Regions from separate parts of the Mus musculus genome. Here regions 1, 2, 3 and 4 are each linked to region 5. A link is a loop called in an ENCODE intact Hi-C map of the cell type or tissue named here. Cell type or tissue: left cerebral cortex. All regions are shown on one strand.

Region 1 (5,000 bases), 170 kb before region 5:
CCACAGGCTCTTAAATGCAGACGATGCTTAAATAGCCTACAAGAGGGTGTGGGTACATGTTCATTTGTGTGCAGATGTGTATGGAGGATACAGGTTGGTGTCGGGTATCTTCCTCAATCAGTGTGTGTGTGTGTGTGTGTGTGTGTGTGGTGTATGTGTGTGTTTGAGTGTATGTAGTATGTGTGTGTTTGTGTGTGTGTGTGTGTAATGTGTGTGTGTGTGGTGTGTGGGTGTGTGTAGTATGTTGTGTAGTGTATGTATGTGTGTTTGTGTGTATGTATGTATGTGTGTGTGTTATGGGTGTTGTGTGTGTGTGTTATATATTTGTTAGTGTGTATGTGGTGGCCAGATGTTGACATCAGATGCATTCCTTTGATTGTTCTGCACCTTTTCTCGGGGGAACAAGGTCTCTCAATGAACATGAAGCCCATCAAGCAGGCCAAAGGAGTCAGGCATCCACCTGTCTCTACAGAACCAAGTGCTGGGGCTTACAGGCATGTGACATCCTACCTGGCTTTTCCTTGGATTCTGGAGGTCAGGACTCAGGTCTTCTTCATGCTTGTGCAACAGTTTCCTGACTGAACCGTCTCCCTAGCCCTCTTATTATTTTACAGGTATTTTGTCTGCATATATGTCTGTGTGCCACATGCATGCAGGCCAGAAGAGGTTGTCAGATCCCCTGGAACTGGAGTTCTAGATGGTTGTGATGCCCTGTGGTGATGAAGACCAATCTCAAGTTCCCTGAAAGGGCAGCCAGTGCTCTTAACCTCTGAGCCACCTCTCCACCACCCCTCCCCCCACTCACACCAAGTTCTGTTTTGAGACAAGGCCTCTCACTGATCCTGGAGCTCATTGTTAACCTAGCCTAGCTGGGTGGAAAGCCCCACGGAGTCACCTGTCACTGCTTCCCAGTATGGAACTGCAGACACATACGAGTTGTTACATGGTCTGGAAATGAGATCCTCATATGTACAGGGTAAGCACTCTACTACTCAGCTGTCACCTCCAGCCCCAGAGACTTTTTTTTTACTTGCCATGACATTTCCAAAGTCACTTACAGGTCTGCATAACTTTGGTTGGCAACTTACTGATGTCAGAGTTAAGTTCATTCTTCAAAATGGTCACATCCCAAGCTAGATAGTTCCAGTGGCGTCAATAGCATCTTTCTCTCCGTTTTCCCCTACATCCCTTCCTAACAGTATCTATAAAGAGCAGGGAAGACAGGAAGAAAGGCACAAAGGCGGGTAAAGAAAACTGGTGAGGGAGCCGCGACTCAGAAACAGAGATACACACAGAGATATGCATGGAGGCAGAGGCAGAGAAAGGAGAAAATAATAAGCCCTCCCTGGGTTTCTTGGGGAATACCTTGCCCTTAAACATCTGCCCAGACAGTGCACAAGCTCCTCCTCTGCAGCCCAGGGTGGGGCTAACATCAGACATGACCCCAGACCCACTGGATTCTCTACAGCAAATACATCAGAGAAATGGGAATAGTGTTTTTAGAGGAAGACTGTGGAGAAGTGGGGACTTTCCCAATCTCACCTGGCTCGTCGACATCTGACTTGTAACTGCAAGTTCAGGGCCCTGAGCCCAAGGCCACCATATGAAAAACCCAGTAGAGGACCTGAATAGGTACCACTCACCATGAAAAGCCCAGCATCCACAGGACACTAAGCATTTTTACTTGTAGAGTCATAATGAAGGTCCCTCATGCTTAGGCTTTGGGAATGGTGCCATTTTCAGTGGGACAGAAAAGAACCTTTTCAATGAGTACAAACAAGATTCAGATGTGTTCACGCCAACCAAAATATGGAGTTCCTGTCCAGTAGCCAAGCAGAGCTCTGACTTAAAACCTTTCTGGCCTCTTTCACCAAAATTTCATTTCACAAAACTTTTATATCACAACTTACACATTATTTCCATCATAAACTATTATAAAACTATAAGTAAACTAGACACTGGACCACAAAAGCAACATTGTGTCTCTAGTAACAAGCAGTTCCCTACCTGTGACTACTAACAGCCATAAATTTTTACTTCTTCAGCGGTGACGCTCATAATATGTATGTGCGCACATGCATGTGAGCATACACACAGGTGGGCATGTATGTGTGTGATAGCATACTATGGCCAAAGATCAATGCCAAAGGCCTTTGTTGAGGGACAGATCAACCCAAGGCTTTTCCTAAGGCCCTGATATACAAAGAAAGACCCCAGCCCCTCCTCTAAACCAGAACATACTTGGCAGAACCAGTAATGGACTGGGTCTTGAGGAAGCTGTGGCTTTGGATCAGGAAAACCCAACTCTCCCCATCCTAAAGGGCTTTGGCTATCAGTTCCAAGGATATTGTGTGCCTGGTCCATGGTGTCCCTGTGAGGCCTTTGACTGCTCAGCTTTCCACTCACTCGCTCCCATTTTTCTTCCCACAAATAGTATGTAAGATACTGTACTTCTTAATAAATTTAGCTGGCATAAGACATAGTTTGCACAAGACCTCCTGACCCCAGCTTCCTTATCTTCTCATTCCCTGGCCCTCTGCTTTAAGACCCCCGGACTGATGAAAGATACACTGGCCCAGGTCAGTCTTACTCAGCCACTTGCACATGTTTTCCCCTTGGAGAGTCCCCCACTGAGCCTGGAACTCACCAACTTGTCTAGACTGGCCAGATGGCAAGCCCCAGGGACACTCACGTCCCCATCTCCCCAGTGCTGAGGATAGCCATGCACACCAGCACGCCTGACATTTTCTGTGTGTCCCGGGGGATGAACGTGGGCAGTGATGCTCACATAACAAATCCCTTACCAGGTAAGCCATATTCCCACACCTGCTTTCACACTTTTTGAATATTTATTAATTCATAGTACATGTATGAGTGTTTGCCTGTGTAATCTGTACATGGATGTACCTGGTGCTAGAACAGGATGTCAAATCTCCCTGGAACTGAACTTGCAGCTGGTTGTGAGCCACCTGATGTCGGTGCAGGAAGTCAAACCCAGTTCTCTGCAAGAGCAGCCAGTGCTCTTAACCCCTGAGCAATCTTATATCAGACCCCACTCCACCCCTCCCCCAGACCTTAGCAGGACCACAGACCTTAGCACAACTGATGCCATGATGGAAGAGCCATTCAGACCTTGGAATCCACCATGTGGGCAGCAACAACTGCTAAGAACGGAACGAAGGCCCACTCCAACAAAGACCGTAGTCTGGGGAAGTCCTTAAATATACTAACCTTGTTTTTTGGCTTCTATAGTTCTGCTTCTGGATGTTCTTGCTAATTGTGATGCATCAACCCAGCATTTGAGATATTAATTAATTGATTGATTAATTAAAAAGCTAACCCTAGGAAAGGCTCAGGACTGCACCCCTGTCCCAGACACCCAGTGTAGTCACTGGCTGACTAATAAAGAGTTTCTATTGGCTTAAACAAGTGTCCCAGTGGGCTTCTCTGGTGGATACCTCATAGCAATTTCTCTAATATCCTAGGTTTATAAGTTTTGAAGACATTATTTTCAAACCTGTTAGGCGCTGCTTTCACTAATCACCATGGATGCGGTAGTGTCTTCTTTGAACAGTCAGTAGTCACACTTACTGTGTGCAAAGAATGTGAATATGGGAGGGAGGCCAGGGTCAGCAGTGGGGGCTGCAGGTCTCACCTAGAACAGGAGACACTCAGCAAGAGTTTGGCAGAGCAATCCTTACCACAAGGAGCTTATTTAAATGATGGAGTTAACAAGAAAGTTTAGTGAGCCTTGGTGGGAAGTTCTGTCTCTGAAAGCTGGCCTCGGCTGGTCTCTGTGCCACTTCTTCAGGAAACTAAACGCTTTTAGCTCTTGAAGAGTGATGAAACTTAGGATCACCTCAAAACTGTCTTGGCCACCTTTTCAGCAGTTCCCATTGGTTCCCTTCAGGTGTCCTGGACACTTCTATGTTACCTTTAGGAACAAAGGTCTGTCCCATTCCTGCTGATATTATTAGCTTGATAGTGATTTTCTGGGTTTAGTGAATGCTCCGCGCTTTGGGTCACCCTATAAAATGGTCTTCAGAGAAGGGCACAAGGCCTGGCACACTGGATACCTTGAAACTTCCTATGCTGAAGTTCTTCTACCCACAGTGTGACTACTTGCAACACAAGGCCCATGGGAAGGTAATTAAGGAGAAAAACAGTCACAAGAATCACAAGAATGAGGTAACACACACACACACACACACACACACACACACACACACACACTAGGGGAGCTCATGAAGCTCAAACTCAGTATGCAGCCAAGAATGACCTTGATTTCTATTCACCCTGCCTCTATCTCCTAAATGCACTACCAAGTGTTTTGTTTTATACAGGGCTAAGGATTGAACCTAGAGCTTCATATAGTCTAGGTAGATACTCAATCCACTGAACTACAGCCCCAATCTTCTCATTTAAGATGTTCTAGAAGTTCTATCTGTCTGTCTATCTATCTATCTATCTATCTATCTATCTATCTATCTATCTATCTATCTATATCTATCTATGTATCTATCTATGTATCTATCTATGTATCTATCTATGTATCTATCTATGTATCTATCTATCTATCTATCTATCTATCTATCTATCTATCTATCTACCTATATATTTCTCCCTCTCCTCTCCCTCTTTCCCCCCTTCTCTCCTATACTCTTTCCCTTCCAGTGAAAAAAACAAAGACAATTTGAGAACCCTGAGAGGTGCTTCTGGAAGCCAGACGGGAAACCCTCACAGAAACTGAATTTGTCATTACCTTGACTTGGGACTTCCAGCCTCTGAAGACTGAGAAAATGAAATGTGTACCGTGGAAGCCATTTTGTAACAGCAGCTGAGCTTACCTACACACGCAGTCTACAGACTACAGCAGCCTGAATGAGATACAATGCATGGCTATGCACAGCTGTGGCTCTACCCACCACAGACTCCCAAGTAGGGTTAGTTCATAATACCCACTCGACCTGGCCTGTGATATAATTAGGACAAATCACATT
Region 2 (5,000 bases), 200 kb before region 5:
AGAGCACCATGAAGAGTGCTTAGCCTGTATGACTGCGTGTAAAAAGAAGTTTAAAAACCTTCAAAAGTGTTCAAGGGAAAACTTGAAACCAAGAAAGCACTCCTCTTGCTGTTGGAAAGTTTCCTTGCTTTCAAAAGAGATTAGGAAAAAATGAGGAAAAACAAACAAACAAACAAACAAACCAACCAACCAAAGAGATTAGACACTCTGGACTATGGGTCCCTTCCCATTACGTGTAATTTTAATGTACTAATTGCAACCTACTCTTCTTAAACTGTCCTTGGGTGAAGAAAGGGCATTGAGCATGAAGAACATAGCCACTAGCAGAATCTTTCAAGCAGGGCAAACACACTGTGCATCTCCTGCAAACGAAGCGCTTCAGCAGTGGACAGTAAAGCAGCCAGGCTGAATAAACCACCCAGAGCCTTAAGCGTTTAGTTTGGAAAACACTCCACTCGGTTCTTTGTACTCTCACATCCTTGCATTATGGAAAGTGGGCGTGTGGTTCTTGAGGAGGTGAGGAGAGAGCCATCAATGGTATTGATAACTCTTTGTTTCCTACTGCCTGAGATTCTCCTAATAACCTGATAGATAATTCTGCAGCAAGCAGCCTGGGGCCCTGCAACTCCCTACCTGTGTGAGGTTAGCAGGGAAAAGGCTTAGGAAATGATTGCTAGCAAGCTAAACCGTGGGGGTGACTCAATTTAACATGAATGTTTGGGGAGGCACTACAACTTTCTAGAAATAAGAATTCTGTATTAGGGAGGGTTCTCTAGAGAAACAATAAGATACAATTGATCAAATAAGATAGATAGATAGATAGATAGATAGATAGATAGATAGATAGATAGATAGATAGATATGGGATTTGTTAGAGTGACTTATAGGCTGGGGTCTGGCTGTTCCAACAATGGTTGTCTCCTAAGAGAAAGCCCAAGAGTCCAATGGTTGTTCTGTCCATGAGGCGGGACGGCACAGATGGTCTTTAATATCCACCAGAACACTGAAGAAGTAGGTTCTAATGCCAGTGAAGGGTTGAACTTGCCAGCAAAAGTGAGAGCAAGGATGCAAACAACAAGAACTTTCTTCTTCCAAGTCCTCTGTACAGGCTACCAGCAGAAGGTGTGGCCCAGATTTAAGGTTGGGTCCTCCCACTTCGAATGATCCAATCAAATACATCCTTCACCTAGTAGCTTGAGTTTGGGTTAATTACAGATGTAGTCAAGTTGGCAACCAAGAGAAACCATCAAATATTTGTTCCCTGAGATACATATCACTTGCAAGAAGACCCTTTTACCCTTGCTTTTTAAAATTCCCATCCCTGGGCCAGCCAGATGGCTCTGTGGGTAAAGGTGCTTGTCACTAAGCCTCATGATTTGCATCCAACCCCTCTCAACTCCTTCAGCTCACAGGAGGGAAAGTAAGCACTTATTGCTGTCTTTTGACTTCCACACTCAGGCACATGTACATGTGCGTGTATACACACACACACACATACACACACACACACCACTAAATAAATAGGTAGGTAGGTAAGTAGGTAAAAGATAGTTATTTGGATAGATAGATAGATAGATAGATAGATAGATAGATAGATAGATAGATAGATAGATAGAAAACAAATATTAAAACCCCACAGCTAACGAGATCAGCTTGTTCAGCAGAGACCAGGTAGCCCCCACTTTATACAGCATCTTTTCCCCATCCATCCACCTGCTCCCACTCCCAATCTTACATCATTCCAGCATGTCAACCTTCAGCATTGTGTCTATAAGCCTGTATTTTCCAACTTTGTGTAGCCCTTTTCTGTCTTGTTTTATGGGGAAGGAGATAGAAGGCTGTGTGCTGCCCTGCTGACATGATTAGTTCAAATGAGATCGGTGACTCAACACTGCCCTCTTCTGGTTGGTACGGAAACATCTCATCCCTTTTACTCGACTTCAGCCATATAAGGTGGGCAGAGTCCACAGAGCAGGGTTGGGGTGGGGGTGGGATTAATCAATGCACTGTGGATTGAAATTTAGAATGACTATTAATCCATCTCCCAGTGGATGCATATGTAGTTTCTGGAAAACTCTGATCGAGCATTAAATTCTGATACCTTCTTGTAATGGTTCAGACTTCATGTGGCTTCATTGTCCTTACAGCAATTTTGGAAGCACAAGGTTGAATTCACAGTGATCCAAGAAGTATAGATCCTTCCGTTCCTCCAGTGGTGGCTACTCAACTTCCAACTGATTTACAGTTACTTTTTAAATCTTGAATTCCAAGATTTAATGAAGTTGCCATTGCAACTTCATTTTCAACTAGTATGTTAATAATTGCACCTCCAAGCCAAGCTTGTAGTAGTTAGTGTCTTGACTGTCAGTCAATAGACAGACAAGTAAGGCCTAGTGTGACCAGAGCCCCTGGGGACCCACTGTGAGGGGCAGTCGGGATTGGGAACCAGCGAGGGTTTCCCGGAGAGGTTCAGGGCAAGGTCAGCAAAGAAGATTGTACACACACACACACACACACACACACACACACACACACACACACACTGTAATCTCAACACTCAGAAGCCTGAGACAGGAGGATGGCCAGCCTCTGCCACAGGGCAAAACTCTGAAGAGAAAACAAGCAAGCAATACTCAAGAACAACTAGCACAGCTTATCACTGGAAAGCATTCTCCATTTTGGTCCGCTAGACACAGAACATCAGAGACAATTAAGAGGGGCTGATGGGGCAATTAAGCAGATGCTAGAGCTGTGAGGAAAACTCAGGCCCAAACCAACTCTCAGATGTCAAACCCTTGATCTGAGTGAAGTGTTTGTGTTTGGGAAAGGACGTCATTTATGTCAATGGCTGAGCTGTTATTTTACACAGAAGATAATACCGGGATTTGCTGTGTTTTTTTTCTTAAATTAAATAAAATAATCGCAATATATGTGTTTGCTTCTCCAACACCTTTTAAAATATATTTAAATGTTTTAACTTCTGAATAGGTAATACATATTTGAGTACTAACTGTAAAAAAATGAAGGGTTTACACAACTCCAAGTTACAAATTACAAATGGGTCCTTCCAGGTGTATTTGATATATGTGTGTGTGTGTGTGTGTGTGTATGTACATGTAATTTTGCATTTTATTTACCTATTTCTTGTTCATTTCCCCCTATAACAATATAATGTACATCTTTCATCTTGTGACCTCAAATATTTCCCCATTCACTTTTGTTTCATAGTGACCTTGTCCTGTATGTGCTGTGAAATCTATTTGACCTGTCCTCTATTGATAATATTAAGCAGTATTTATTTAATAAATAACAACTCAGTAATTTGTTGATAACGTAAACCATTTGCAAGCATATCATAAGAAAATTTCTAGACTTGGAAGTACTAGGTAAGAGATGTGTTCACTGGTCACCTGGATAGATACTGACACCCACTGAGCTACATCCCAGACACCAGCAGATAAGATGACCCCCACCCCCACCCTGTAACCCCTGGGCTCAGCTTATTATAAAATGGATTGGTCTCTGTCAATCTGCAGTGAAATTATTTTCTACTAGATTAACGTGAAACTCTCACTTTTAGTGAATACTAGACATTTTTCCTTGTTATTAGATTGTTAGATTTTTCCCTACAGATTTCTATATTTGGATATTTGAATATTTTATATTAATATGTGGCTGGCACAAGTTATGATTTACAATAAATATAAACGGCATACTGGATTTCTTATACAAACAATGGAAATAGTTCAGTTGTGGTATTGCATATCACTTGTTGATCGGAAAATAGATCTGTTTAGCAAAACACAAAATATTATTCAAATGAATTTCACCTTATTACCCCTTAACCTGACTACAGTGCTAGAGAATTTGTAGAGTGACAACTGTTTTGCAGTTATCTTTACTGGGTAGCACAGTTTCAACCACAAGTTTCAATTCTTTGTCAACTTTGTTAAATTGTTTTATATTTATAATTTCGAATAATATTCCTAAGAAGTTTTACCCTGATGTTTAGGTTTGCTTCTCAAGGAAGACCAACTGCTGACATCTACTTCGTTCTGAGTGTATCATTCAGTTACATGTAACGTCACGTGACCCCTTTTAATTTCCTGTGTATTCATTCTACTTCTGTCTCCCCAATGCTGCTTTTTATTCAGTCAGCCTTGCTTCTGGCAAAGCCCCACCCACTGTGTTGTTTATGGCCAAGTCCCGCCCACTGTGTTGTTTCCTTCAGGCAAAGCCCCGCCCACTACGTTGTTTATGACCAAGTCCCGCCCACTGTGTTAAGTTCCTTCTAATAAAACCCCGCCTGCCTTTAGCCTTCATCAGTCACTCTAGATGTTTTCCCTTTGTCTCCCTGAGCTTTGCTGTCACGGGGCTGTTTCCTATGAAGTGGCCTCTAGGCTGTCTCACCCATTTTATTTAAACCAGGGAATGCATTGGTTCACAATTGTAACCTACCTCATGAGACATCTTTCTAGTAACCAACTGTTTCTTGATCACAGTTTCCCCTGATGACACTCTCCTTTAGCGTCTCTGTGTAGAGCCTACAGGTCCTTCTAGCTAACTCACTGTAAGGTACAGCTTTGCAGAATCAGCCCCACTCCCCAAGATCATAATAGAATTATATTATTCCCACTTCCCTGTCCTCTCTCCAGACACCCTCCCATGTACCCCCCAACCCCTGCATGCTCTTTTAAGTTCATGGCCTCTCTTTCTTTAAAGTTACACGAACCCGTTGTTTTTTAAAAGGCTTCTATGATAGAGAAGCTTCCGTCATGCTCCCCCTGGCAGACATTTTTCTCATAAAGGGGTAGAGTGATTATTCTGCCTTCTGTTTTTCTATAGCCAAATGGCCTCAGAAACTCTGGGACAGTCACAGAGCAGAAGAGCTCGCTGCCCTCTGCTACACTACAGCCAATTTCACCTTACCTCATTTTTCTAGAAAGTGTTCCAGTGATATTTAGGGATGCTGCCCTTCAGCTGACGTGCCATTCCTTCCG
Region 3 (5,000 bases), 390 kb before region 5:
ACCCAGCTGGAGAAACTGCTGTTCTAGTAGTCTCCCCATGTGTCCTGGACTGAATCTCACTATCTGAGAAGATGCTGAAGTTGAGAGGGGAAGTCCGGAGCTGGGTGGAGGCAGGAAGGGAGCTCTATGGAACACCCTTGAAGCTGGGCAGTACACTCCCAATATGTTTGTGAAAAATAAATTTCTCCCTTGTTCTAGTAGTATTACTTGGGGGATTAAAGAATATTATTATAATTATCCAAATACATCTAACAGATTTAAAATGGAAGTTTCTAGTAAAAAGAAAAGTATGATAAAGATTGTACAGATGACAAAGTTAAGGCAGACCAGAGCCAATGTCTTTTAGACTATTTTTAGTCCTATTGAAAGCCATTCACCACTTACCACCCTGTGTGGCTTAATGTTTTTTGAAATATATCATGAGTATCAACTTCCACCAAAGCAGAAGCTGATGTTGTCAGGCAGGGCCTGAAGCCTATAGCTGAATCTTCTCTGTTCTGATATAACTCACCCACCAATGGTCCCCACTTGTACACGTAGTAAATGCCAGGATTTATGACATTCTTTTTTCTGTAATTAATAAAATATAATGTAACCATTTCCACAGCAGATGATCTCTTTCAGGGCAGCTTGAGGGCCTGGTCACTCATGTTTGTCTCCAGAATAAACTCTTACTCTCTCTGAGGTGAAACTGAAGCTTTTGTGTTAATGAGAGACAGTATACACAGGGGTTTCTACACCTGGAGATTCCAGAGTAGAGGAAACTCAGCACCATGACACGAAGGCAGAGAACCTCCTTCAGAGACGACAGTCCTTGAATAAACTCTGAATGGGGAGCTGTAGTATGCCACAGGACAAGGTTGCAAAGAGAGAGAGAGAGACTATTGAAAGCAAGGGGTAGAGTGCTAAATGCTTCACTAGTGGTCAGAGGGAGTCCTTGACATCCCTGCTAGGGAAGTACCAAGTTCACACGGCAAGTTCATTGCAAATGAACAAAGGGAGACGGCAGTCCATTTCCAGCTCCCTTCCCTTCACACCTCTTGACTCCAGCAACAGGACAGTGGAGCCATCTTAAGATAGCCACAGACACTCTACTCTCTTAAAGCCTGAAACACCCAGGCATTCTTTAACGCACATAAATAAACAGATGGGGTAAATAAAATGGCCGCAGAACACCTGTTGTGAATAAAAATCTTGTTCCAGATGTTGGTGAGGAGACCCCAGGAATGAAAAAGAATTAAGTGGCTTTCACTCTCACAAGGTTCGTTTTAGGGCTGAAGGCTTTCACAGATGCAGGTTTACATAGTGATAAAGCAATTGAAGAAGATTGGGAAGTGGTGGTGGTGGTGGTAGGGGCTGGGCCGGTGTTGAGTGTGGACTGAAGGGAGGTGGCTGTTACCATCAAGGTTCTGTTGTTGTATCATTGCTGGTTGACAATTGCATCGTATTCTTCCATGTGGGATTTTCAGAGCATGGGAACAGAAGATGGAGAAGCAGTAGAGCTTGGGTAAGAGACCACCCAGCAGGACCATGAATCATAGCTTGCCTTCTGGTCTCTTGTGAGAGAAACCTGCCTTGGAGAGAGATGACTTTAGCTAGAGGATCAACTGGGTGGAGAGTGATGCAGTATGCCACTGAAGTACAGACAGGCATCGAGAGAGAGGTCAAGGTTAATACAGAACAGAAATGCAGGAAATTGCTACAGCTTGTGACGCTGGGACAACTTGGGAGCATGTCGTCAGGAAGTCGTCTGGTCATGTCTCCCCCAGATATTCCTGACATTTGCTTTTCTGTGGTTTGGGATCCTGTAGACTCAACAGAGAACAAGGTCAGAAGAAGAAAGCTGACCCTATTATGGAATGGCTTTGGGAAACTGGTATATGGAAGGAGAAGCCTGACTGTAGGAAAACTAGAATCTCCGTAGCTGCATGCTATTATCAGGATGTGACATCTCCAAACATTTGAAAATTGGGACAGAGGGAAAGATAAAAATCTTTTTGTTTCACATGCCAGCCCATAGCTCTGCTTTCTAGGGGTGAGGGACCTCCTCGATCACACAGAGGTTATGGGAAGCAGGAAGGAACCAGACATAAAGTGAGAACACACCCACTATCAATTCCAGAACATTCTTGTCACTGAGAAAAGTGCCCCTTCAGCCCTCCTGCCTGCTGCCTAGAGGTATATGGTAACAAATGGCTTAATCAAGTGGCTGTTGAATATTACCTCAAAAGAAAATGGGGCTGGATAGAAAGCCATACATGGGAGCCCAGGAAAGGCCTTTGTGATCTCTAAAAAGTCCCATGATTTGAACTGTTAGCCAGTCATGGGCTGTATTGGTCCAAGCTTGGAGTCCTTAGCTCAGAAATGACATTGCGCTTGGGGTAGAATGCACTTGTCTGAAAAAGAGGCTCCAAGATGGGGCATACTGTGGATGGTCAGGCTAGTTCTCATCATCCAAGGACAAAATGCAAATTACCCATAGGTCTGCAGGCCAAAGAGGGATGCTGTTGGCCTCTTCCATTGCTTTGCTTGTTTTTTTTTTTTTTTTTTTTTTTTTTTTTTTTTTTTTTGACTGTATATACTGTGGGGTGGTGGCTTAAGTGTGGAGATTCTAGAACCACTCTGTTTGAGTTTTGCCACTTAGTGGGTCAATCTTATGTGAGTTCCTTAGTTTTGTGGATGGCCTCATTTCCTCCTTTACAAATTGGCCTATGTTAGACCAGTGTGTAAGTCTTTTTAGCTCTCTTGTGATGGTTACTTGTGTATTGAGAACACTGACATGTCGTTTTCCACAGTGCATTAATTTTTTTCAGGTTTTCTGTCATGTTACTTCATGAAGACATTTTGACACAGATATGTTGTTTGTGCAGCCAAGTGAACTTTCATTCTTTGATGCATATAATGTCTGTTTTATAGGAAAAGTATTTTTTTTCCCAACACAGGCACTGGTATACCAAATTTCTGGTGTAACTCTACATCTAACTTTGCAATCCACTTAAACATTGTTTTTAAATGTTGTATGCCTTTATTCTAAGGATTGTTTTAAAGTACTGTATGTTTTTATTCTAAAGATGTGTCCAATTTCCTCAATACTATTTTCTGAACAGTTTGCTATTTCTACATTCATTTGTGGGTCTTTTTAGACATTAAATTCTCACACGTCATAATATAGTGTGTTTTTACATTGTGATTTTTTTTCTAATAGCACACGGTTTAACTGAACAGTGTTTTAATATTCACTCACATAAGTCTTCTGTATTATTTTTCATTCTCCAAATCTTGTTGCTATATCTAAATAAAATTCTAGGTTTTTAATGATGATGATAATAATGAAGAAGAGGAAGGAGGAGGAGGAAGAAGAAGAGAAGGAGGAGAGGGGAGAAGGAGAAGGAGAAGGAGGAGGAGGAGGAGGAGAAGAAGAGGAAGAAGAAGAAGAAGAAGAAGAAGAAGAAGAAGAAGAAGAAGAAGAAGAAGAAGAAGAAGAAGAAGAAGAAGAAGTTATAACAAGCTTTTCCTGTGTGAAGGCTGGCCTCTCCTTTTCTAGGCACAGTGCTGTCTTTTCTGCATCCTGTACATTTTGAGAGCAGGAGTTTAGTGGTTATCCTTTGTAAGTGTTTGTCTTTTTAGCCAGATGCATGGTTCCTATTGACTCAAGGAGGCCTCCCTCTGGCATCCCACCACAGATGGTGCTTTATGCAATGTCTTCGATCACTTGTACTAACATCTATGAGTACTACTTGTACTAACATTGAGGTGGCAAGGGCAACAATGAGTATGAAATTTCTCAATATCTGCCTTTACCACTCTGACTTACTTGGATCAACTAAGGAAATTAATGAGCAGATGTTCATTTGTTAGCATCAGTCTTCTAACTCTGTAGAAACATAAAATGGACTAAGATAAACTCATTTGTATATAGTTACTGGTAAAATTTCTATCATTTTCTTCCCTGATAAAGCCCTTCCTCTTTGTAGGAGGAGTAAGGGGGTAAAGAAAAGGTCATTGCTTACAAGCTAGCAGAGAAAAGAGAAAGTTCCTATCAGTAATTCAGGTCTCCAAGGAATTATGGCCAAGGGTATAATCATCCCAAGAATAACATTTCCATTCCTTTAATTCATCCAATGATGTATGTGTTCAGGTATCCATGTTCTCATACAACCAGAAGAAGCTAAAGGCACTATGAAGTACTGGTGGGGCCAGCTCCAAGAAATGAAGACAAGAATGATCATCTGACTTTGTGGGCACTTGTAGGTATAGTGGATGAAATGCATGGCTCAAATGAGAAAACAGAGAAATGCTAAATAGTGACAAACCACGAAGGACAATGTGTTTCAATGAGAGGCCATGGAGCAGGGATAGAGCTTGAATTTGAAGGAGTCTTGTGGGTGGTGGAATTGAGCCAAAACTTGAGGAGAAAGCAGCATCACTGGGAAGGTCTCAGAAGAGAGGCCTTCTGGACGAGGCTGATGCCTATGGCAATGACTTTGAACTGTCTTAGGAAATACAGACAATGACTACAGATCATGCAGGGGAGAAACCAAAGAAGCAGGAGGATCAGCACTCTCCTGAATTTGCTTCCAGTGTCTTTGTGAACCAGAAGCAGCTAAACAGAGGACAGACTGGAAGTTGTCTACCAAACACTGGTTGACAGAAGCTAGAGGCATTTAGGACAAGAGAATGTCAGTTGGGAGGAGACTTTCATTGTAATCATCTGTGGGCAAGTCTGTGGGCATTTTCTTGATTAAAGATTGAAAAGGGAGGTGTCAGCCTATTGTGGGCAGTTTCTCCCCAGAGCGGATGATCCTGGGTCACTCATCTATAAGGCAAGCTGAGTAAGCCATGGGAAGCAAGCTAGTATCAGTGTTCCCTCCTGGCCTCAGCTTTAGTTCCTGCTCCAAAGTTCCCATTTAGTTCCAATCATAACTTCCCTCAATGATGGCTTGTGACATGAAAGTGAAAGATGAAATAAACTCTTTCCTTCCTAAGTTGTTTTCGATCGT
Region 4 (5,000 bases), 120 kb before region 5:
GTGGGTATTATATATATATTTTTTTTAATTAGGTATTTTCTTCATTTACATTTCAAGTGCTATCCCAAAAGTCCCCCATACCACCCCCCCCTACCCACTCACTCCCACTTCTTGGCCCTGGTGTTCCCCTGTACTGAGGCATATAAAGTTTACAAGACCAAGGGGCCTCTCTTCCCAATGATGGCCGACTAGGCCATCTTCTGCTACATATGCAGCTAGAGACATGAGCTCTGGGGGTACTGGTTAGTTCATATTGTTGTTCAGAGGTGGGTATTTTTAAGGGCTTCATGCCTCAGGAGGGAATCTCAGCCTATGTTTTAAGATCCAGACCAACTTCTGGTTGCTCTATGTAATTTCTCAAAAGCTTTGACCACCTTTATAACTCAGACCTCCACATTTATGTTGCCTGTGTCTCACATTGCTCCCTCTACAAAAACAAAATACAAAGTGCCACTAGACTGGATAACAAAAGACATAAAGTGCATAGTCTGCCTAGAAAGAACACTTCAGAACAAGCTTCCTGATCGGCAGCTGGCCCTTTGAGAGAATCCCCTCTCCACCTCCCTAGTCAGGGCTTAATTGTTTTCTCTATAGCCCCGAGGTGAGCCCTAGGCAACAAGACACCACTTTTGCTCACAACCATTCTAGCACTTGGGAGGTTCCTGATCCAGTATTCAAAGCCAGCCAGGGCGGCATACTTTGAAGGTCAGTCCCCGCTGGGTGGTGGACCTTGTGTCAAAACCAAACCACACCCAAACTAAGTCTCGTTAATACTCTAAAGATTTATCCTAAATAACAAATTCGTATGTTGAACTCCAAATTATAAGCATAATTTGGGTTGTATCTTTAAAAAATTACCTTAACTATCAAATTGGCCCACAGCCAATTTGAAGGCTGCTCGCCCGCATTAGGAACCTCAATGTATGAAATACACGCACGAGCAGCGCCCGTAGAATGAGAGTGAGAAAAACGAGGAGCTCCACACCCTCCACTGACAGCAGGGCCCGCGCAGATTTCAAAAAAGGAAGCCGAGCGGGCGGGCCCGGAAATGGAGGCAGGCTGGTGGCCCCGGTTGGCGGGCCCCTCGGCGCCACTTCCGGCAGGGCGCGACCATGGCCGGAGGTCGGGACCGCGGGGACTTGGCGGCCAGGCAGCTAGTGTTCCTACTTCCAGGTAAACGCGGGAGGCGCGTGGGCCTAGGTCGCTGGTGGCGGCAGCGGCAGCGCGGGTTTTTTTTTTTTCCCAGGCCAGCACCGGTCCGCAAGGTCCTAGCGAGCGCGGACCCGGATTCGGTGCCCCGCGCTTTGCTAAGCATCCTGGTCACGTGTCACAACACGCGGGAAAACTCCAAACCCGGAAGCGACGGCAGCGTTTGCGCGGATTCCCTGGGGCGGGTCCAGCCACTCGGCCTGCGGCGGGCAGCGGGGGTCCCGGGACTCTGCTGTCCCCTGGGAGTTACTGGATCTCTGTAGCTCAGCGTCTAGAATCTTACCAGCTCCAAACCAGAGGTCGCAGTAGTCCCATGCTGAGCCGCTCTGCTGCTCTGGAAAGGCAAGGGTGGCCAGGCATAAGGGAGCCTGGATGGGGTTTATGTGAGCGTGGTTTGAAACAATTCCAGGACATGGTGACAGTCAAAAATCCCAGAACCAGGCCACTCAGTGTCCCTGTAGATGATGACCAGCTATCAGGGCATGTGGTGGCATGCGACAGCCATTGCCATATGAGGAGGGCAAGTGAAATAAATTTGGGTTAGGGAATGCAAGCCAGAAACACTCTGTCATTTTACAATGATACATTTGATGTTAGAATACGCGTGAAGAAGGAAACTTCCCAGTCACTTTAATTTTGAGTTTTAGTTTAGCAAATGCAGAGCATTTTTACAGCAAATATATTTCACCAGGGTATAGATATCCAGTGATGATAATTTTTATAATCTTTATGTAACGACCTGACACTTACTTTGGATACACAGCTTCTCTCCTGTGTAAAAAGTTAAACACATTCAAGTGTATGGATTTTGGGTTTGCAGCTCACTCAACTGAACCCTGTATGCTGCTGACCAAGAAGAGTAGCTTTCCAGCTAGCAGCTCATACACCCGTCTTCTAGAGAACCCCAGGCTTTCTGTCATCAAATTAGTTTTGCCTGCTTGGACCCCTGTGACTTTTGTATCTGTCTTCCTTCCCTCCGTACCACGTCTGCCAGATCCATCCATGGCTGTTCCATGGGTTTTGTTGGCTGGTTCTTAAAAATTGCTTCTGGTTTGCTGTATGCATATCAATGCTACTACTCTCCGGAGGATGGATGGCATTAGGTGTTCCTCCTGGTTTGCACCTAGTAGGAGTTACACCTCTGGCAGCATTCTTTTGAGGCTGTTGGTGGACATTGGCATTCATTTCTTCGGAGTGTCTGTATCCTGGAGTGGAAGCTGCTTTTGGGTGCTTGTTGGGTTAGCTTTAGTTCTGCAGAATGGTTTTCTGAAGTGGTTGATACGGCTTCGTCCTGACTCCAGCTGCCTATGATGAGTCCAGTTAAGCCGTAACCTCACTGATAGTGCTTGGTAAAGCAGCTAGTGAGAATTCCTGGTGTTGGTGAGCCATCAGAAGGCTAGCTGAACACCTTAGTTTAGCTGGGAGAGGGGAGAGCCTCCTTTCACCCTTCTGTTACATCAGTATATTTGATTTTTGTAGTAGGATCCCTAATCATTCTTTTTGCAATCAAACATGTTAATACTATATAGTAGTTTGCAATAATTTGAGGGGTTTTGTTTTGTTTTGTTGGCTGTTTCACTGACATTAATTTCCTTCTTAAAGTGTGTCATAATCGTACCAAGCACAAAACTGAAAAGACTCGATGTTGAATGCATCCCTCAAAGAGAAAGGTGTAGTAGATCTACTGGGAGGGAGGGGTGAGACGCATTGCCACCTGGTTTCTGTTCAAAGCTGAGGTGTCTGTCCTCTCACCTTTTTTTACCCTTCAGGCAAGGTGCTCTCTCACCTACTCATTAGGCTGATAGTGGTTGAGGGTTCTAAAACTTAAAACTTGGGCTTCCTGACTTCTGCTCTTCCAGGTGGCCTTTAGTGCCACCTGCAGGCTCTAAGGGTCCAAACACGTTTGATAGCAGCTATGGGGTCTGCCCTCCAATGTAAGGGCACCGGCCTCCTGGGAGTGAGACTTCATTTGTGAAGGTTCTGAGCTAGTCTGTCCTGGGCTAAGACCCAAAAATATGCTTGCTCTTCTAGTAAAGACTCAAGCACCGTTACTGGCTGGTCTAATACCCCCCGGAACTGCTGTATCGAGGACCAGCCTGGGGAGCTGGGGTCCTGGGTAACCGCACCTGAGGCTTGACTGCTTGAGGGTTCACTGTTCTGAAAGTGAGCAGAGCTTGTATACATTCAGGGCACAGGCAGCTAACCTTGGCTTGACATTTAATTTACATTCAAGTTGCCTCTGGTATGTCCCGAAGGTTACATCTTAAAGTTGATTACAGGGTACTTCTCAGTTTTGTTTTGTTAAGTTGAAGCCTCCTAGACAAAGGAAAGCTGGAACTCAGAGAGTGGACTGTGCTAGCTTCCTTTTCACAGACAAGCTGGGGTGTTGCAGCAAGGTGGAATGGGTCTTTGCATCTGGAATGAGCATACTGCACCTCCGATGTAATTGGGAATGCTACACTGCTGTTTAATTACTCTAAGACCAGTTACTTTGGGAACATGTTATAAGGTTCCAGAAGGTCATATTCTTAATACTGGTTTTCTTTTGTCAATCTGTTGTACACTTGTCTGGTCTACTGAGCTGGGCCAGTTGTGAGAGTTAGTCAGGAGCACATCAGCTCACTAGAGTAGGCAGGAGACTGCCTGCGGCTGTTGGGGAAGACTGTTAACAGGATTCACCTCCCAGGAAATGTGTACATTGAAAACCCTAGAGTTCTGGGGGCGGGGGGGGGGGGAGAGATGAAAATCACGTAGGACTCTTGTATATAGGCCCACATAGCTTGAGTAAAAACGTCCTTAATCAGCACCACCCACTCCTACCTCCACCCCACCCTCCCACCCGTGAGTGAAGAAGTTTCCAGATCGAACTGGGCTTTAGAGCCAGTCCTCAGTTCTGTTGAGTTCCCTCTGGGTACTGCAGAGCTCCAAAGGAAGCTTCCTTGTTTGTCATTTCCACAGGCAACCCAGATGTAATGGCCAGTTTGTTTGGAGGATAAAGGACAGGTAGCCTTTGGGGAGTCCCTGCCTGCCATCCTAGCCATTCGCGGGCAGTAGCTTTTCAGCCTGGGGCATCGTGATGACCACAAATGACATCTAAATACAAAACAAAGCAAGAATTAAAACTATTCTAAGAATTCCCATTTTAGAATTATGTTTTCATTAAAAAGATTTAAAAAAAAAGAATCAGTTATGGAAGGGAAAGCTAGTTTTCCTGTTTCATGATGGAGGACCTTTGCGTTAGCATTATTTCTGACTAATGGCTTTGTAAAACCGAAGAAACCGATCTTTGTTGGGGGTTGGAGGCAAGAAAGAAAGAAAAGTGTGAAATACAGGGCAAAGGAGGGGCTCCTCTAGGCTTTGTCAGGGACCCTAGGAAACAAATGACTTTTTCCTCTTCCCCAAGGGTTGGCACATGAACTCAGGGTAGAAATAGAAGTGGGCCTTTCTCCCTTTGTGTGCACACATGTTTGCGTTTAGAAACAAGCCTGTAGGTTGAAAGCTGCCCTTGCCTTGGCAGGTAGTAGAGAACCTGGCCACTCCATGTGTGGCCTTGAGAATACGTCTGCTCAGCTTCTTGGAAGATTGCTCATCATTTCCTGCAGGCCATTTCTGGGTTGTCCAGCATGGCTCACATTTAACATTTTCCACACGAGTGAACCTGGCTTTGTCTTTATACAGCGTTTCTTGGTGGGGCCCCGCTGACCTTTCTCAGATGGCTGTAGGATCTGCTTCTGACTGTGGAGCACGTTCAGGAGTGATGGATGGAATCCGTCAGTTGGCAGTGGGTAATC
Region 5 (5,000 bases):
GCCCCCTCCCCGCTTTTACAAACACACACAAACACTCATGCTCACACTTCACAATAAGCAAATGGTTAAAAAAAAAACCAACTCCCTCTTTCTTTTTCATGAAGCAGATGGTAGGTCTCAGGAACTTGGTGGAAATTAGGCTTTCTGATTTTCTAATAAATTTTAGCATCTCACATAAGAAGCACGAGCTCATTTTCATTCTGATGTTAAGTACCATATGGCCCATCATCCAAGGAACGTGGCAGCTTCATACCCAGAGTGATGTGGAAGGGAGGAGCGTCCCTATGAGGCCAGTGTGTATAAACCAATCGGATTCCAGGGTGAATGCCTTTTGATAATAATATTGTATATGGCAGAGGACTAATTATCCCTCTTTTATGGTATGTGTTAATTTTCTCTGCCAGTTTCCCTAATTACAACTGCCACCCAAAGGACTACTCTTTGTAAATACTCTGTAAACATTTGAAAAGACACAGACAGCGTGTGCATGAGGAAGGCTGTCCCTGGCTTTCGAAGCTGTCTGCAAGATTAGCTGGCATCTCGTAGGTTTTTCAGATGCATTAGCAGCTGGGGAGGACTTGTTACTGTATGGGAAGACACCCCTCCGTTCCCATGACATCACGGGCTTCCCTGTATATTCTGGGATCATTGTTTTGAGAGACCAGTTTTTTGGCTTTTTGGGGGGTTGAGAGGGTTTTATTATTTTGTTTTGTTGTTTTGTTTGTTTGTGACTTCCTTTGTTGCTCTGAAGTGAATAGTCTCACAAATTACGGCAAACATATATGCTAGCATAACTCATACCCAGATATAAATGGAGTGTCTGCATTGTCCAGCAAGTTCCCTTGGTGCCCCTATTCAGCCACCCCCAACCTCTCCCACTGCGCTCCTCACTGTACCTGTAGATGGGTTCGCTTGCTCCTAAACTCCGCTCGCAGAGGCTCATACAGCACACCGTCTGCTGTGTCTGACATTTTAACTTTTAGCGTATACTCAGCACACAACACTTCAGACATCACCATCCTTTCAATTAGACAGGTGTTTGTAAATACAACCTCATCACACACACACACACTTCTGATTACATGTAAGCTGACCCAGCAAGACAGACTTAGCATCCTGTGCGATGAGAAACAAGCTTTCATTGTTTAGAGGATACCACATGCTTAAATAAGCTTTAGCTATTGGTTAAGGAAGCAATGCTGGACAAGGCATCTCGCAGGGGCAAGGATCTGCGCGGGCGGAGAAGTCCCACCCTTCTCTGGTTTGACTGACTGTTTTCCCTTTGCATCTGTGTAGCATTGTACGCTATCTGATTGACTCCCCTGGCGTGGCTAACATCTCACTGACAGGTGGCTAAGTGGGGATAAGTGGGCTAAAGGTAAGGCTGGGGTAAAAGCCAGGCTTTCCAGCCAGTCACCATGGGACTGGCTATTGGCCTTGCCATTTGGAACACTGGGGAGGGAAACTGTTCTCCATAGTAGACTGAGCAACAGGGCAAGACCCTGTCTTTAAAAACAAAACAAAATGAAACAAGAGTGTCGGGAGAGCAGCGTTGTGATTGGTGCTTGTAATCTCTAGGACAGCTGAGGCAGGGGAATGGGGAGCTCAAGGCAGTAAGACCCGTTCTCAGAAACAAACAATAATTATTAATAATGATGATAATGATAAATACAGTCTGAAACAAAGGCTCCACATTTCTTCCAGACCTATCTCAATAGTTATTAATTCAGCATGCAAAAGTCAGAGGAGCCAATCCCAGAAGACAGTCCATCCCCCTAAACAGCCACAGCGGACAGCCGTGCTTTAGACCCATCACAACAGCTACGGAAATCATTTGCTTTTAACCACACGCTGCGCAGTACTGGGTCCCGCACATTCCTCCTGGTTTAGGATAAATCACACAAAACTGCTGGGTTTTCACCAGTGGGTGTGAGCAATGTCATTAGATTCTACGTAATTTCCTTTCCTCCTTACTGTGACCCTGTAAAGTTGGTCCTCTTACCATTAACTCCCTCGAAAGACAAAACAGTGGTGCAGAGAAACCAGAGGTTTTCTTGTAGCTGCCACACTGCAGCAGCTTAGTGAATCAAGTGATATCCCTTTTCTAGGAAAGTCAATAATACTTGACTCTTTCAAAAATAAATGAGATGGATGGATGGATGGATAGATGGTAGATAGATAGATAGATAGATAGATAGATAGATAGATAGATAAAAGCTCTCTCAATCAGGTACACTGGAAGATGGAGTTTTGATTTGCATGTGGACCGGGACTTGGGCACTTACTCCTTTCATTTCGCATCAGCGCCTTCGCTTGGGATCCAGAAAGCCAGAAAAAACATAGGCTTTTTCCACAGTGAGGACGTTCACCCACGAGCCCAGCTCGCCTCCAGGCGGCGTGAACCTGCTCTACCTCATCCTCTCTTCAACTTGCTTTTTAAAATTTCAGTCGGTGGCCGACCAGGAATTGTTGGACGCGAAGCGCCATCGTGTGGCCAAAGTTATGTATACCTACAGATCCTAGTAAGGTAAGGGCGATTGATGTTCATAAATCTAAAAGCATTGTGATGTGCAGGGGCTCATTTGAGACCAAATTCAGTCTCTTTCGAGTTTAATTGAATCTGATTTACTTGATAAAGAAGAAATCAGGTGACCTGATTGCAAACAGGTCACACTGTACTTTGCAAACAACTGGTTGGCACTTGAATGCAGATGCTTTGAAAACCTGAAAAATGTTAGCTGCAATAGTGACCACGCCCACTGTGCCTCAGCTGCTGCTGTGAGGACTCCTGCTTCTGCTCAGACCTGATTCTACATCGGGAGCTAGATCCAGGAGCATCATCTACAGACAGGGAGGTGGCGGTCCGGGAGGGGACAGGCCTGTGACTTTGGGGGTGGGGTGGGGTATTTTCATCACAGTGTCTTCCTGAAAGTGATTTTCTTAAATCATTCTTCTTCCAGCAGCGCTTAGAAAAGCATTCTTAGAAAGTTTCTTCCACTACTGTTTTAAGTGTGTGACAAAATGAATAGCCTAGGTGATAATTAATATGCCTTCATTATAACCAGCTAATGATGACTATGGGCCCTGCACTCTGACAGGCAGTGATCATCTAATTATCACCTCAGCACTCTAAGTTAGAACGTTACAGCTGTGCATGTGAGGTGCACTGACGTTCCAGCATCATTACAGAACAGAGAGTCTGAGTCCAGCCTGGGTCTTATCTCAGGCAGACAGCGAGGCCAATGATGCCAGGCATGTTGGCACACATCTTTAACCACATCTTTAAGGCAGAGGCAGGATCTCTCTGAGTTCTAGGCCAACCTACTCTGTGCATTGCATTCTACACCTATCAGCTACATAATGAGGCTGTCTATAAAAGGGGGAGAGAGGCTAGAGGGATGCCTCCACTCACTGTCCTAGCATAGGAACCAGGTTTTAGAGCTAGCAGCTACATTAGGTGGCTCACAACTATTTCTATCCCCAGCTCCAGGGGGATCCGGTGTCCTCTGCCTCCCTAGGCACCTGCAGACACAAGGTCCACATAAACTCATGCACACACACACACACATGTATGTATAAACACATACGTATTTTAATTGAAAATAACAGAGCTAGGCATAATGGTTCAAAGTCATAATCTAAACTATTAGGAGATCGTAATGATAATAATTGTAATAACAACAACAATAGTAAAGTATCATGATTATACTAGCTTCATATTTGGGATAAATAAGACCTTACGTGTCCTCAGCACACCCACAATGCTAACTGCTTGCTTTTCATTCATCTCTCACATCCATCTTGCTCTTCTGCTCCAGGATTCACCGCAGTCCGTGTCGGGCATCTCTGATCACTCTGCTCGGCATTCGCGTCTCATGAATGAATTTAAGCTCTGAGTTGCTTCGATCCTGCCTCACAGCCTCCGGCACAGAGCATGCGCAATACAGCCTGTCTTAGTTAGGGTTTTATTTCTGTGAACAGACACCATGACCAAGGCAAGTCTTATAAAAAGCAACATTTAATTGGGGCTGCTTACAGGTTCAGAGGTTCAGTCCATTATCATCAAGGTGGGAGCACGGCAGCATCCAGGCAGGCATGGTGCAGGAGGAGCTGAGAGTTCTACGTCTTCATCCAAAGGCTGCTAGTGGAAGACTGACTTCCAGACAACTAGGGTGAGGATCTTATACCCACACTCACAGTGACACAGCCATTCCAACCAGGTCACACCTATTCCAACAAGGCCATACCTCCAGATGGTGCCACTCCCTGGTCCAAGGATATACAAACCATCACACAGCCTTAGCCCGAATCCCTCTCTTTTCCCCAGACTCTTTACACAGTGATGCCCCTTGCTGTCTCCAGACCTTATCTGAGTTCTTCACTTTGTTCATTCAGACCAACTGTCCATCAAGCCATCTACAAGGTGTGATTAGTGAGGTTCCAAGCACTGCGGACAGTAGCCCAGGCTACGTTCTCCCTCTTGCAGGTCCAAGTGAAGTGGGGCGTGTTGGTGTGTGAGTGGACGAACTCAGGTTAGGTCGCTGTGAGCACAACCAGAGGACACCTGCTGGTGAGCTAGAGAGTGGCGCTCACTGGTGTGACTGCAAGCTAACCATGGAGAACGAGAGGAGAGAGGAGACCGGTAGAGTCAGAAAACTTGCTCCAGCCAGCCTTCTGCGACTAACTCAGACTTTCCTGTGACAAGTCTTTGGTGACATCTTGTGATACTGGACGCGTATGGTTGAAAAATGAATTCTCCCCCATCCCCCAAAGATGCTCACTTAACCCCAGAACCTAGGAGCAGTACCTTGCCCGACAATAGAGACCCTGATTATTTGGTTAAATGAAAGATTTTTGAGATGGATTGAGTATCCTGAATTATCCAAATGGGAGGGACTGATATCATTGCAAATGTCCTTATAAAGAGAAGGCAGAGGTCAGCTGGAACTCTGAGGAAGCAAGAGGCTGGGGTCATGCAAGGAAAGGCCACTAGCCAAGGA

What was found. Hi-C counts contacts between places; a loop is a spot of excess contacts. Peaks named below come from ENCODE experiments on the same cell type or tissue, not always from the same donor. Only the 100,000 strongest peaks of a DNase experiment are listed, where the experiment ranks them.
Region 1: it touches region 5 in a loop (2.6-fold over the local background); 2 of 42 quality-filtered maps call a loop at or near these places.
Region 2: it touches region 5 in a loop (8-fold over the local background); 29 of 42 quality-filtered maps call a loop at or near these places.
Region 3: it touches region 5 in a loop (2.3-fold over the local background); 3 of 42 quality-filtered maps call a loop at or near these places.
Region 4: it touches region 5 in a loop (5-fold over the local background); 17 of 42 quality-filtered maps call a loop at or near these places.

Annotation. Positions count from the first base shown.
Region 1 is chr14:62,282,361-62,287,360 of GRCm38, forward strand. All of the region lies in intron 1 of Dleu7 (deleted in lymphocytic leukemia, 7), which reads right to left. Among named protein-coding and RNA genes, the nearest start is that of Dleu7, 8.1 kb to the right of the region's middle. In left cerebral cortex, no CTCF peak of the experiment used is centred here; no DNase peak of the experiment used is centred here.
Region 2 is chr14:62,250,309-62,255,308 of GRCm38, forward strand. No RefSeq gene overlaps it. Among named protein-coding and RNA genes, the nearest start is that of Dleu7, 40 kb to the right of the region's middle. In left cerebral cortex, CTCF peaks have their summits at 1,898 (motif pointing left) and 2,102; a DNase peak (open chromatin) is centred at 1,877.
Region 3 is chr14:62,061,992-62,066,991 of GRCm38, forward strand. No RefSeq gene overlaps it. Among named protein-coding and RNA genes, the nearest start is that of Gm35307, 30 kb to the left of the region's middle. In left cerebral cortex, no CTCF peak of the experiment used is centred here; no DNase peak of the experiment used is centred here.
Region 4 is chr14:62,331,004-62,336,003 of GRCm38, forward strand. It overlaps Rnaseh2b (ribonuclease H2, subunit B), which reads left to right and starts at 1,065. Exons shown (of 11, transcript NM_026001.3): 1 at 1,065-1,173. The coding sequence starts at 1,113. Gm41173 (a long non-coding RNA gene) reads right to left here and starts at 1,052. Exons shown (of 2, transcript XR_874686.3): 1 at 859-1,052. In left cerebral cortex, CTCF peaks have their summits at 1,040 and 3,089 (motif pointing left); DNase peaks (open chromatin) are centred at 1,104 and 1,305; H3K4me3 peaks cover 1,153 bases; H3K27ac peaks cover 845 bases.
Region 5 is chr14:62,455,180-62,460,179 of GRCm38, forward strand. It overlaps Gucy1b2 (guanylate cyclase 1, soluble, beta 2), which reads right to left and starts at 1,110. Exons shown (of 17, transcript NM_172810.3): 1 at 897-1,110. The coding sequence starts at 1,019. It overlaps Gm41172 (a long non-coding RNA gene), which reads left to right and starts at 1,288. Exons shown (of 3, transcript XR_874685.1): 1 at 1,288-1,378; 2 at 2,449-2,527; 3 at 3,819-4,001. In left cerebral cortex, CTCF peaks have their summits at 2,461 (motif pointing left) and 4,597; DNase peaks (open chromatin) are centred at 310, 981, 1,224, 1,924 and 2 more places; H3K4me3 peaks cover 1,764 bases.